Regions from separate parts of the Homo sapiens genome. Here region 1 is linked to region 2. Evidence: chromatin loops called from intact Hi-C (ENCODE). Cell type or tissue: endothelial cell of umbilical vein. All regions are shown on one strand. Links, peaks and the distances in the headings refer to the core of each region. The heading gives the core; the rest is flanking DNA. Region 1 has its middle 180 kb from the start of LINC01776. Region 2 has its middle 110 kb from the start of LINC01776.

Region 1 (2,819 bases), core at 283-2,782, 65 kb after region 2:
AAGGGCTTGAAGCAAGGGAGCAAGGTGATGGATTGACCATACAGTCTCTTGCCATGAACTCAAAAACTCACCAACCAGTAGCCATGTAGACTTTATAAGACTTGCATCCATTTATTTATTCTTGACAACAAACCAGTGAGGTGACTGAAGTAGGAATTTTGCTCGCCTAATTTTGTAAATAAGAAAACTAAGGCTCAGAGTGTCCAAATTTCCTAACTTGATGCCTCATCCAGTCAGAGTAAAATCAGTTAGTGGCAGAGGTATGGGGTCCAACCTAGGTTTTGGGATTCCAATCCTGACTTCTATCTCTTACAAGGAATTCAGTTCACTCTTCCTATTTATTCTACTAAGTATTTCTTTAAGTTTTGATTATTTTTCTCCTGTTTGTTTTTCACACCTTATGATTCCTATTTGATTTCCCATTAGGTCCTGCCAACTAAGGGTAAACTCCTAGGATGTATGTGTTAGGCTTCTGTGAGTGGTAATAACCACAGAGCTACAAGAATCACTGAACGCATAAATATGACATGACTCTTCTTGCCAATCCCCTCGTGGAAGTGCGTGCTGAGCTTAAGGAGAAGCCTGGTGAGGGGTTCAGACCGGCAATGTAGACAGAAGCATTTGATCAACATCTACAAAGATTTCATGGGCCCTTCCAGACCTTTCCACAAACTGTGCTCATTAAAACAACAGGCACAGTAATTTGTGTTATATGCTAAGTGCAACATTTGTGATTCAGTATTTGTGGTATTTACGGTTTTCTACTTTACTGGACCAAAAATGCACAGAACCCCGAATAACAGCAGTCAAAGACAGCTTTACATATGTGCTCTGACCCGGAAAATGAAAGGAGTTTCTTAAAATTTAATGAGAGGTAGAAAGAAACACTGGTTCTTTTCAAAATTTTAGTATTGACAGTACTAGTAGTGGTACTTGTAGTGATTTAGCTATAAAAGTAAGATATACTTGGGTGTAATGGTAAAGATTTAGGGAAATTGTGCTGTATTAATCAAACAAAATAAAGAAAATGTTCATTAACTGCATAGTTTGTAAGCGCCACTTTTTTTTACTGTTTGTTAGGAAGATGGAGGCATGCACTGGAAACACTAATTCTAATTATTACTGTAAGTGGGAGTTTCTGGCACAAGGTCAAGAAATAATAGGAGAATGTGTGAATCTCAGTATTGAGCTGCAGTAAGCCTAATCATTTGAATAAAGCCAGTTGTTTTTTCTTGGACCGTCTCTGGGTTGTTCAGTGTTCTGGATGAATCTAACACAATCAGGCTGTTCTCTGGTGTATAACCACTTCCTGCTGACTCAGGGCAACTTGCTTCCTCTGCCGTTTATTAAAATGAAACATTCATATTAAAACCCCATTTTTTAGTGATGACCAAATGTACATTAGTAATGACATTATTAAAACTGTTTTGTTTAAAATGAACTTTCACACTAGCGTGTTGCAAAGCGGCACAAACAAATCTATGTGATTTCACTAGAGATGGTTTAAAAAGCTTGCAGATCTTTCTGGCACTATTACAGAAGGGGATTTGATGTCTGTTTCAGGAGACAATCTAAGTTTTTATGGCCATAAAAAAATGAATACTGTTCCAGTACTCCACATAGAAAATAATGTATAATTTATAATGTTTCATTAACATGCAAATGTGAAATAGTGTCTTCTATGTTTATGTCTACTAATAATCTATCAAATATTTAGAGGCATAGTAAAGAATACTAAAATATTTTGTCTCAGCACTGTTTAAATAGATTTTTCCCTCATTTTTATTTGTTTGTTCATTTATTTATTTATTATTTTTCACTTTTGAGATGGAGTCTCACTCTGTCTCCCAGGCTGGAGTGCGGTGGTGCAATCTCAGCTCACTGCAACCTCCACCTCCCGGGTTCAGGCGATTCTCATGCCTCAACCTTTCAAGTAGCTGGGACTAAAGGCACATGCCACCAAGCTTGGCTAATTTTTTTATTTTTAGTAGAGACAGGGTTTCACTATGTTGGCCAGATTGGTCTAGAGCTCCTGATCCTCAAGTGATCCTCCTGCCTCGGCTTCCCAAAGTGCTGGGATTATGGGTATGAGCCACCTTACCCAGCCCTGTCCATATATTCACATATGCAAAAATGTGGGAGAAGCAGATAAGCAAATAATCAATTTAGTAATGGTGTTTGTAAAATAAGACAATAACCCGAATCTTTATATAGTTCTTGTAACTTTTCATAACATTTTCACATAGGATGTCTTGGCCAGCCACAGCAACAATAACATGAGGCTGATATTCTCCCCATTTCATGGATGATAAAACTAAGCCAATGGTTAACTGGATTGTTTTGTAAATATTTGGCCACCCAGTCAGCACAATGTCCTAGGAGTCATGCTTTATAATTCACTGCACCTCATTGCTAAACAGAATCTTAGGTATAAGATCAGAGTTCCAAGGTTTTAATAAATATATTTGGCTAAGACCATTACATATAGTTTGCACTGGCTATAGAATCTGAAATTATCAGTTCTATTTCTAGAGTGCTGAGAGTCTCCATTGGTTCATCCTACAAATATTCACTTAGCAAAGCATTATGCTCCTATGTGCTCAGCATTCTTACCAGGAGCCTGATGGGAACCAGAGATGAATCAGACACAGACATGACATCAACAGTAGAACAGTAGAGTCCAGAAGACAAGCTATGGAAGAAAATTACTGTAATAAAAGTAGAATTGCATCAGAAGCCATTAAAAGGGTACAGAAAATGTTTAAAGGAAAGAAAGAATGCTTTCAGATGGAGAGAGGATTTAGGCAGACTTCACTGAG
Region 2 (2,819 bases), core at 185-2,684:
CTATGCATATGTGGGGGCAAAGGGTACATGGAAACTCTCTGAGCCTTCCTCTCAATTTTACTGTGAACTGACAACAGCTTTTAAAAAAATAGTCTTTCAATATGAAAAAAGTCAGGGATTTCCATTTTTGCCTTGTCACAGAAAATTTAAAAAACAGGGGCAAGAGACAATCATAATCTTGCAATCTCAGTAAAGCAATACTAACATATCAATGCATTTCCTTTCCCTTGCTTTCCCATCTATCTTTTTACAAACTGGTTGTAATCATGTTAAATATATTTTACCCTGGTTTTTAATTTAACGTCATATCCTAAGTAGTTTCTCTGTTTCCACATGATTTAAAAAAAAAAATCAGTTTAATATAACATAATAATTTACTGGATATGCCATAAGTCTCTGAAATAATCCCTGCTGTTCCTATTACAACTGTAAATATATCTCTTCTCTGTTTTTTCTTGCTTCTGAAATTAAGCTGATTATTTGGTATAAATTCATGCAATCCAGAAATGCCACATTCAATCATGCATTCCACATACATTATTGACTACTTGATGCCAAGTACTGAGTTAGTCTCTAGGTATGTAGTGGTAGACAGAAAAGTTATTGCCCCGGCCTTATAAAAATGTATAATCTAGTGGGGGAAGGCAGGAACAGGTATTTTAAAAATGGATACAAATAATTATATATTTCTGAACTATGATAATGTTATGAATGAAAAAGCATGGTGCTTTGAGAAAAAACACTTGGAGAATTGGAGGGGGACACCCATTTTAATTGTGTGTTCAGAGAATACTTTTCTGAGAATGTGGCATTTCCAAATGATTAAAGGCAGCTAGCATAATAGAAATCTGAGGAAATATGATTCCAGATAGAGCAAACTATATGTGCCAAGGCCTGAAGCAGAAATGTGCTTACAGGGTTTCAGGAATGAAGCAAGAGGAAACCAGTGTGACTGGAGAGGGAGTGTCCTGAGATGAGGCTGGGGTGAGATCATGTTGGGCATTGTGTTGTCATGAAATTTGGATTTGATTTTATAGGAAATGAGATTTGATAGACCTTGAAGAGGGCAGAGGCATAATTGCTTTTATGAGAATGGTTGGAGACCTGCAAGAGTGAATGAAGACAGAAAGATTAAACAATGCAGAGTCCAGATGGGGGAAAATGGAGGCTTTTGCTAGAAAGTAGAAGTAGAGATGGAAAAGAAAAGATGAATTCAAAACATGCTTTGGAGGTAGACTTGATAGAAATGTATTTGATTGGAAGTAGGGGTAAAGAAAACGGTAATTCCAAGAATGACCCATATACAAACTGTGGTGGCTTTGTAACATGCCACTTTGGCTAGGCTGAATTACATTTCTGGTGAGGGTGGGCCACGGAGAAATTCTTGCAAGATTTGGAAGGCAGGAAGGAAGTCTCAGCTATTTTGTGGTTCACACGCCTTGTCGCTTATCTGCTGATTCACCACCTTGGAATGAGGCAGCAGCTGAGCCTGCAACTGTTCAACTTTCCTCTAAACTTTCCTTCAGCTTCTCCAACTTTTGGACCAATTCTATAGCACCATGATGAAGGGCCTTTGCTTCTGCAGGTCACCCATACCACCAAAGCCAATAAATGTGGTTTTGCTCTGTTCTGAGGAGTTTCAGTTCATGCCTGTGGGTTCCAGCTCTTTCTTAATATCCTTGTATTACATCATGTTCTCTTTTTCACTGTCTGCCCTCTGGACTTCATGCCCAAGCAGCAGACACAAAGACAGCAGCCTTACGGAAAGTGTTTAGCCCCCACAATGGTATCAGGCAAAATCCCTGTAACAGACTTGTCTGTTACTGACTTGACTGATCATAAATGAAAGTAACGTGTTTCCAACATTTTGCAGAAAAGTCGCATGATTATTAGTAGTATAATACTTATTGCTATGTTCACAATGGCTTGTGTTCAATACTACTCATCTTCATTTTTGTTGACAAGTGTCATGTACAAGGATAAAATTTTTGCTGAAATCATACCTTTTTCTAAGAAGTCTATGCTGCTTTAATTTAGCTCACTGAGTTGTTCCTTAAAATGATTTTTCTTAATCTATTGGTCTGACTATAAGCAACTTATTCTTTAAGTCTAATAAAGAGAGATTGAGTGTACCTATTTTCTTTATTTATGAATTATACTTACATAGAAATCTATCTGCTCATTACAAGACTATTGGTTAAGATAGGTATAATCACGACTGTCACAAAAATGTTATTCAAAGTTCCATCATGATCATAGAACCTCATACCTCATCTTGAAATTTTGAGGGATACAAAATTAAGACAGTAAGAGAGGAGAGAGTGACAGAGACATACAAACAAAAAGAGAAAATAAAGAGAAAGAGAAAGTGAATGAGAGACAGAAATGTGCTTTTAAAGAAGTTAAGATAATAGTAACTCTGAGTTGCTCCAGAGGAAAGGAATACAAATTTCTCTGTATTAGAGGGATTTTCTGTTTTTGGGAAAAGAAGTCTTAATTTTGGCTTGAATATAGAATCAAGCCATTTTAGTCATTTTATTTGAATTAAGACTTTCAAGTTCTGAAAGCTATCAAGATAAACTTAATGTCATTACAAAATAGTGAAAATACAATAATTGCAAAGTGTAATTTCAGTGAAGCCAGTACTGCTGCTGGAGGTTCTGGATAAATGTCCCTTACACACAGGGTGTAGAAAAGGTTGGGACTGACTGAAAGTGTCTGGAGAAAATGGGAATGCTGCCTATGATGTACTCATTAGTGGAACAGGTCTGCCATTGTTTCTGAGAAGAAAATGGAGACTGAAGGCAATGTTATTCTGA

Evidence for each region. Peaks named below come from ENCODE experiments on the same cell type or tissue, not always from the same donor. Only the 100,000 strongest peaks of a DNase experiment are listed, where the experiment ranks them.
Region 1: a loop joins it to region 2, with 5 times the contacts of the local background. A loop is called at or near these places in 5 of 110 quality-filtered maps.

The regions. Positions count from the first base shown.
Region 1 is chr1:98,387,351-98,390,169 of GRCh38, forward strand. No RefSeq gene overlaps it. Among named protein-coding and RNA genes, the nearest start is that of LINC01776, 180 kb to the left of the region's middle. In endothelial cell of umbilical vein, for the core only: no CTCF peak of the experiment used is centred there; a DNase peak (open chromatin) is centred at 1,281; H3K27ac peaks cover 2,362 bases.
Region 2 is chr1:98,322,606-98,325,424 of GRCh38, forward strand. No RefSeq gene overlaps it. Among named protein-coding and RNA genes, the nearest start is that of LINC01776, 110 kb to the left of the region's middle. RefSeq lists an enhancer at 875-2,074. In endothelial cell of umbilical vein, for the core only: no CTCF peak of the experiment used is centred there; DNase peaks (open chromatin) are centred at 1,036 and 1,456; H3K27ac peaks cover 2,500 bases.